Linked DNA regions of Mus musculus: regions 2 and 3 are each linked to region 1. The links are chromatin contacts, found by Hi-C or POLR2A ChIA-PET in ENCODE. All regions are on one chromosome and are shown on one strand. The core of a region is the stretch at or near the end of the contact, and the rest is flanking DNA. Distances in the headings are between cores, read along the strand shown.

Region 1 (2,705 bases), core at 22-2,521:
TTTTATTAAGTATTCTTAAAAAGTGTTAAGATGTGCCAGTCTCGAAGTGCACACCCTTTATCCTAGGGCTCTATCTTATCTCTTTTCCAGGTCAGCCAAGGGCTACCTACACAAAGAAACCCACCCTGCGTTCTTTTAAAGACTTCCAGAACTTACCAATCACTAGCTATAAATTACAGCTACAGATAATCTCTCCCCAATAGAGCTAATAGAACCCCACACAAAGACATTAGCAAACCGCTGAGGCAGGACCAAAAAGCACACTGCTTTCCAGTTCTTTTGATGCAAAGCAACCCTTTCATACATCAAATGCAGGTTTTCTCACCCCCCCCCGCGCCCCCCAAATAATCGTAAAATTCCATTCAGCTTCGCCTCGCCAAGCAAGGACACATACCTGAACTTCGTCATCCTTCCGAATGGGCATAGACCGAACGTTATACTTCTGTCTCAGCTCTTTGGAAAGAGGGGAAGACATGATCTTCCTCCGAATGTGAGAGGGCGCATTGAAATGCCGTTTGCGGTTCTTGCTTCGGTCAGAAGTCACGAAGGGATTGAACTTCATTTTGGCTTAAAAACAAACAAAAAAAACAAAAACAAAAACCAGAAGACCCTTTAACGTTTCAAGTCTCAACCAGTTCCCTAAACAGCATCAACTCCACTCTGAAAGCACACAACGTTCACTGGAAGGTATCATGCTCGGTTACTCCAGACCTTCCCATCTGAGGGTTTTTTCGTCTTTAAAGACTGAAAACAAGATGAAGACTCTGCCATTAGTAACACCTATCCTACTTTTAAACTTGACTTTCCAACTTCAGCATCCCGGGAGGGTCCTACACAGCGTCGGTCTTTACCTTCTCATTTACCGCTTCTGGTGCTCTGCATTTTGCCCCCCACTTGAGCATGGAAGCAAGGGCGGATCTCCAAGCCCTCCCAACTGGCGAGAGGGCAACCGCACGGCTGACCCGGGGCTTATGATTATTTAACTCCATCTCCATGGGCCCCGCCGGCCTTCGAGTCCACGAACCTGGTCCCCTTAACCCTCTCCAGCCCCGCGGGCCCTGGCTAGGAAAGACACGGACCGAGCCCGCCCCAGTTCGGCTCCCTGGCTGATGCCGGGCCAGCAAGGCCGTCTCGGGGCCTCGGGACAGAAAAGCCTCCTCGCCTCGCCGCGGATGGCTGCGGATTACCAGCGACAACCCGCCGAGAACTCACCGGCTGCGATCCACCGATGGCCGCAAAAGGAAAGAGAACTACACGCGACTTCCGGTTCTGTAAGTTGCCGCGAGATCTCGCGAGAGTCTCGGAGCGAAAGGGGAGAGGAGGTTGGGAGAAAAGAAGAAACTAGGAATGGGAGTTTAGCGACATCTAGCGGCTCGGAGGGGGACTGCGAGGGGTCCTGACGTCATCCCTCGGAGGTGTGCGTGGTAGGCTTAGTCCTCTGGGGAAGGCAGTGCTCCTGGGATGAAGAGGGTTGCTTAGGGACGGTAGGCCGGCGTGAGAGGACCTGGGGGACCTCACCCTTTCATTCCTGGGCTCCGGGCGAAGCGCAAGACCTACTTTTAGGCGCCGAGTGGCTCTGGGACCTTGGCCAGACGGTTACCTCGGTGACTTGACCCATAGGAGTTAGTTCTTATAATTAGCCCCAGCCGGCCGCCCCCACATCTGGGTAGACTACTCTGGGTCCTTCTGCGAAATTGAGACCATCCCTCACCTGGACGGAAATAGGTCTTGGCCCCCTGATGATGCCAAGTTGCCGGTTCAAATCACACTTAAACAAACAGACCCGAGGCCAGATCCCCCGGAGCTCCCGGGGACTGGACCACCAACAAAAGATTACAGGCTCCGGTCACAAACGGGGCAGAGGATGACCTTGTTGGACATTAGTGAGAGGGGCGGCCCTTGGGCCTGAGGGTGTTCCATGCCCCAGTGTAGGGGAATGCCAGGGCGGGAAGACGGGAGTGGGTGGATGGGTGGGGGAGGTAAGGACAGAGGGGATGGGATAGGGGAGTTCCGAAGGGGAGACCTGGAAAGGGGAAAACATTTGAAATGTAAATAAAGAAAATATCCAATTTAAAAAAAAAAAAAAGGAAAAGCCGGCATTGGTGGCGCCTGCCTTTAATCTCAGTACTTGGGAGGCGAGGCAGGCGGATATCTGAGTTCGAGGCCAGCCTGGTCTACAGAGTGAGTTCCAGGACAGCCAAGGCTACACAGAGAAACCCTGTCTCGAAAAACTGAAAACATGAAAAGAGAAAAAGAACGGAAGAAAGAAAGAACGGAAGAAAGAAAGAAAGAAAGAAAGAAAGAGAGAAAGAGAGAAAGAGAGAAAGAGAGAGAGAGAGAGAAAGAAAGAGAGAAAGAGAGAAAGAGAGAGAGAGAGAAAGAAAGAAAGAAAGAAAGAAAGGAAGAAAGAAAAGAAAGAGACACGGGGTGGGGGGACACTCTCATCGCAGACAGGTGTACCCTTTAAAACTATGACCTCAACCCCCTCCTGAGAGTTCTCGGTTCCAGATCTGATGGAGGTAGGTCAAGGGGATCCGATTCTCTGCAAATGGGTTCGGAGGCATCGGTTTCTGTAGATAATATAGCCGTCATGCTAACAGGAGGCACATACTGTCTTAAGATACAGGGAGCTTACGGAACACTAGGCAGGACACACTCTTCTATACCCTTTCACATCACTAACGTCTTTAGGCTGATGCAGGTGT
Region 2 (2,700 bases), core at 75-2,574, 38 kb before region 1:
AGCTGGTGGGAGAAACCTTTAAAAAGTGGAACCTAATAGAAGTTAGGGCACTGGGCTGAAGAGATGGCTCAGCTGTTAAGAGCACTGACTGCTCTTCCAAAGGTCCTGAGTTCAAATCCCAGCAATCACATGGTGGCTCACAACCATCCGTAATGAGATCAGATACCCTCTTCTGGTGTGTCTGAAGATAGCTACAGTATACTTAGATATAATAATAAATAATTTTTTTTTTTTTAAAGAAAGAAGAAGTAACCTGGGCACTGACAACCTTTGAAGGGAAGAGTGGAACCTTGGTGATTTTTTCTTTTGGTTCCTATCCAACATGAGGTTTTGCTCTGCAACCTCTGCTCTGCCACAGCCCTAGAGCACCAGGGCAAGCAAGCGTAGCTAGTGAGTTAAAATATAGCTTGCCTTGCCAGGCACGGGGGTGCACACCTTTAATCCCAGCACTCGAGAGGCAGAAGCGGAGGCAGCTGGATCTCTGTGAATATGAGGTCAGCCTGGTCCACAGAGTGAGTTCTAGGACAGCCCAGGCTACACAGAGAAACCCTGTCTCAAACAGACTAACTAATCAAGTAAATAAATGAAGCTTTCCTTAATAGTTAGTTTATTTGGATGCTGGGGTTGCACCATGGGAAGCCAAGCAAGGCAGGTCAATCACAGAATTGCTCCAAAGTAACCGAGTCTGCTTTCTTGGTAAATTATACACAGATACAAACAGCTAAGGCAATCTACGGAGTTGTATGACCTGCACCAGGAATGTGCTTCACTCTTCCTTTGGTTAAGGTGAACCAAATACATTTGATCTTGAATAAAAACACTTTGTCCTAACCAAAATACACACCCTCCCTCACAGTGATCTGCTTATTTTAGCTACTACTCAGAATCTGATTCTGTCAGCAAATCTTCCCTACCTCCCAATAAATTCCACTTTGTACAGAGTTAAATCTGTTGAATAAAATATTATATAGATCCTGGCAGCGGGTTTGCTACACACCTCAACGCTTTACATTCGAGAATGGAAGACCCACACGCACAGCCTTTATATTTTGACATGCTTTAATCAGCTCTATCCTAGGCCACTGCCCAACCTCCACGAAATGAATCCACCTCCTGCTAATAATCCCGAGTTATTACTTACTAAACTCTAAATTCTATCTTGGCTGCTCTGGACCCAGAGGGATCTCTCGGCTTCTTCACATGGCCGCCAAGCCTCTCTGTCCTGAACACTCTGAGGCTTGGCATCTCTTCTCTCTTCCACACTCTCCTGCTATGGTGGATCTCCTCCCCCTTCTCTCTCTTGCCAATCCCAAACCCGGAAATCCTAAAGTCCCGCCTCTGTCTGCCCTGCCCAGCCATTGGCTGCCCGCATCTTTACCAATCAGAACGAAGCAGGGTCAGGTTCCCAGAAGCTTTGTGCAGACACTTGTGTAAGCAGGTTTTTTGGGGGGGAGTGTAATTAGCGTTAGTGGGCCAAACCCACTACATAGGTCTGTCCTTTATTCATTGGCGTTGTGGCACTTTTGTGGCTAGCCTGAATTATACACGGTGAGACTCAGCCCTCAAACAAAACCAGTAAAATCACATGACCCTGCCTCTCCTCCAACCTGGTCCCGTGATTCACTGAACCAAACTCAGATGTTATTCTGTTAATTTACCATCTAGTTAAATTGAGAATGCAGGGATTCTCTGAGCAGTTTTATGGGTAGTTAATCTGTTACAGGGATGAATCTCTGAAGATACACATGAAGAATACCAAGTAGGAGAACTTAGGAAAGGTGGTTTACGGCCATGGCAAGCTAAATGTTAAGGCAGGAATTTGAACCTGCACCCTGGAGCTGGCTGGCCTGTGTTCTAACACCCACTCTACAGTTTGTAAGCTGTATCGCTTGGCTTCTCAACTCGGTGCCTCAGTTCCTTGATTCACACAATAATGATGACGATATTTATATGTGACTTACAGGATTATTGAGAGGCTTAAAAAGAATATGCATAAGGTGCTGAGAGCAATGCTCAATACATAGTTGGTGTTTAATAAGTAGCCAAATATTAGTTATTTTTGTTTGTTTGAAACAGGGTCTCACTATGTGCTCCTGGCTGGCCTGGAACTTGAAATGTAGAACAAGCTGGCCTCAAATTCAAAGAGATCCACCTGTCTCTGCTTCCTGAGTGCTGGGGTTAAAGGCATACACGACCATACCAAGCCTTGTGTTTTGAAACACAGCCTCACCTTGTCTCTGAGGCTGTCCTGGAACTCAGTATATGTCATCTAGGCTTGCCTTAGATCTACAGTCTTCCTGCCTTCATTTCCCCGGGGCTGAGCTTCCGCATGTCTACCATCAAGCTCTGCTAACCTGTGATTCTTTTCTTCAGTTACCTTGGAATTTATTCAAACTAGGAAAAGATCATGTTTACATGTAATACATACTCTATTCTTTAAATAACAATTATGACAAACGCCAGAAAGAATTAAAGAATGCTGCAGTTACAATCTCTATGAAACATCAACATCTTGTATTTTACATAATTAAAGAAACATACCACTTTTAAAAATACAGAGACATGGCTTCATGTGGGCATGGGGATGCAATTGACTTATTTTTTAAAACTTTATTATTTAAAAATGTAAATAAAATACAATTTAGAAAACAAACAAACAAAAAAGTCGGGCAGTGGTGGCACATGACTTTAATCCCAGCA
Region 3 (2,700 bases), core at 24-2,523, 48 kb after region 1:
ATTAAGAAGGGGATGATGCCAGTCCTAGGGGCAGAGCAAATGGGAGGGGCAGCAGCCTGGGAGATGATGTCACTGTTTTCTGAAGGGCCTGGCCAGCCATTAGGTGACTCAGTGTGTTTCTTAGCACCTCAGCCAGGAGGCAGGACAGAAGCTGTGGCCTTTTTATCTTTTCCTGTTTGGGTGGGACGGTTCCTGTCTTGGCACCGGGTCTATAGGAAAGCCTTCATTAATCACTTCTCTGCCTTAAGTCTGATTAGATTGAGCAGAGTTTCAGGTAGGGAAGCCAGACTGAGTTTCAAAGCTGTTCCAGGCCACTGGCCTGTAAAGCAGACCTTTTTTTTTTTTTTTTTTGAGTCTTATGTTACAATATAGATCTAATGATTCCAGCTTCAAATGTTGTTGATGGTTAACAGTAGTGTATGGAAGGCACTTTAGCCCCACGGTCTAGCCTATGTTTCCCTTCTTGTCAGCGTAGTAGTGGATAACAGTGTAGCTTCTGAGTTTGAATTTGCGCTGTAGGTGAGTGACCTTGGGGAACTTCATCTTGCTATTTCTTACTTGTAAATGAGAGTGACGTGGGGTTACTGTGACAAAGCAATGCACCCCAGTGACTGGTACAACTACGGGCGCGACAAACCGCACAGTGAACTCATAATCTCTTTTTAAAAACCCTATATCCTTCATAGTGTAGTTCAAGACGCTCTAGACCCCAGTAATCTTCCTCTGCTCATCAGTTTGGGTTCTCCTTAAAAATCCATCTCGCACCGTTTTTTGTTTATATTGACCTTTCCCAACCGTATACGTGGGCTCACCTTGTCTTTCTTAGGCTCAGCATATGTCTTATGCTATGTTGTTTTGTCTTCAAACTTCAAAACCAATCCCAACAGCACTGAAATAACAATTACATTGAGCATGAGACAGCTAAAGTTCCTATAGTTGTTCCCCAAATGCCTTTTTTAAATTTAAGTTTCTAGTTCCAGGACAGTTGTGTATTTCTCCTGTCTCCTTCGTGAGCTAGTACTCTATACTGGCTTTATACTGGCTTCCCATTTTAGCCTAGGGAACTACTCTCCTGCGCAGCACAGCTTCCGGAGACAGCACAGGGCTAAAAAACCCACCTCCTTCGGGGGTCCGGGGCGGCGCCTGCGCAGGACGCTGTCGCAGATCTCACGTCAGCGCGCAAAGCCTAGGTCGGCTCCACGTGACTCTGGCCTCCCACCGCTCCGCCCCGCACGCCAGCCTGCTTCTGCGCATGCTCTTGACTCCGCCCCCGTGCGTCACAGAATGGCCTCCGACACCCAGGGAGCCCCTGACGTGTCGGGGAGGAGCCCGGTGCGGGGATACGCGGAGTGGAGCTCAGGGCTGCGGAAGGGAGCAGAGCTGAGCGGCTGGGCGGGCCTGGCCAGGCCAGCGGAGCAGAGACGTCGGCCGAGCGGCGGCGAACATGCGCTTTTGACACATTGGCGGTGAGCTCCCGTGCGACGCAGCCTCTGGGGTTCGAGCCAGGCGGGCAGCGCCGAGGCCTGCCCCGGGGGAGCCTGCCTGACCGCCGCCGGGCTGGGGCTCAGCCCGCTGGGCCAGGCCGGGCTTGGGTTCTGGGGCGGCCCGTACCGAGACAACTGTTCCAACCGCTTTAACTGTCCCCTCCTTACTGGCGGAGGTGTGGCCCACCGGGGGCACCTGCGGGAGAGCGAGTCCCGGGCTTCCAGAGGAGGGACGGAGGCCGGGACGTGGCACCGGGGGCTGAGGCGCTGACGGCTCGAGGAGTGGCCCAGTTGGGGTGGCGGAGGCGCGCCCAGCTTCTCGCTCCACCCATCCTTGATTCCCTGGAGCTGCCGGGGTGGTTAGGAGCCGGGCAGGATCTTGATTTCCCAGCGCCCCAGATGCGGGAGGCGAGAGCAGGAGCAGCCCGCGTTGGCAGAGACTGGCAGTCTCGTGACTGCCTGCCCCGAACTGCTAATCATCCTCTTTGGAGTTGGGGAAAGTCTCACTAACCAACCGACCCCGGTTGCTTGGATTCGCTTCTTATTTTTCTCTGAGAAACGATGAGGTGACTAACACTTTTAAGTTTAAGGCGAGTGAGGGTCCTTTTCATTACCCGGGCCCATTCCTGTAGCGTTTGTAAACATTTTAGAACATTTGCTGTTTGTACTTGCGACGGATACTGTAAGTCACTTTTTGCTGGATGGGGAAATTGAACCTAGGTACAGGAGGTTGGGGCAACTGAGTGATTTTTATTTGGGTTCCACTAACTGGTGAGAAGTTTAGCTTGGGTTACAATTTACCTTTCTAAGCTCAGGGTTCTGGTTTCTGTTTTCATGAGATTTTTTTTTTTTAACTTCTTCAGCCGGAAAGAGGACTGAACATTGGACTTGTTAAAGATAATACCAGAAGTTACTAGATGACTTATTTATTTTCGAGTAAATTGACCAAAAAAACCAAAAAAACCCCAAACCAAACAACAACAACAAACAAAAAACCCCCAAAAGCTCAGTTACTAGAAAAATCTTATCCTGAAGCTTGCTCATGAGTGGCTGGTTGTTAGTCTGAAAATTATGTTGCTTTCACTGCACTTAAGAGGTAGGGTAATGTCTGCCAAATCAGAAAGCTGAGAGGGCAAAGCTCATCATTAAGTTAAGGAGTCAAAAGAGACCAAAGGACACCCAGTTGGGGGTATCTCTTCTGAATTGTTGTTAAAAT

Evidence for each region. A loop is a pair of places that touch in the nucleus more often than their neighbours do. ChIA-PET counts read pairs that join two places held with the same protein, here RNA polymerase II (POLR2A).
Region 2: a map of left cerebral cortex shows a loop between it and region 1 (2.5-fold over the local background). The contact joins the enhancer-like site here to the promoter of Rpl26 in region 1. A Hi-C loop is called at or near these places in 7 of 37 maps with a recorded cell type or tissue (Patski, gastrocnemius, heart and 2 more). POLR2A ChIA-PET finds 5 or more read pairs at or near these places in 5 of 5 experiments (Patski and embryonic stem cell).
Region 3: a loop to region 1 is called in a map of left cerebral cortex, with 6 times the contacts of the local background. The contact joins the promoter of Ndel1 here to the promoter of Rpl26 in region 1. A Hi-C loop is called at or near these places in 2 of 37 maps with a recorded cell type or tissue (both left cerebral cortex). POLR2A ChIA-PET finds 5 or more read pairs at or near these places in 4 of 5 experiments (Patski and embryonic stem cell).

What each region holds. Positions count from the first base shown.
Region 1 is chr11:68,900,132-68,902,836 of GRCm38, reverse strand. It overlaps Rpl26 (ribosomal protein L26), which reads right to left and starts at 1,271. Exons shown (of 4, transcript NM_009080.2): 1 at 1,213-1,271; 2 at 395-567. The coding sequence starts at 562.
Region 2 is chr11:68,938,459-68,941,158 of GRCm38, reverse strand. It overlaps a transcript of Arhgef15 not described here. Among named protein-coding and RNA genes, the nearest start is that of Gm51902, 9.7 kb to the right of the region's middle. Within about 2 kb of position 1,324, at least 3 of the 3 ENCODE cell types and tissues checked have a DNase peak (open chromatin) inside an H3K27ac peak, as active enhancers do; they include gastrocnemius, heart and left cerebral cortex, where a contact is called at or near this core.
Region 3 is chr11:68,851,708-68,854,407 of GRCm38, reverse strand. It overlaps Ndel1 (nudE neurodevelopment protein 1 like 1), which reads left to right and starts at 1,273. Exons shown (of 9, transcript NM_023668.3): 1 at 1,273-1,466.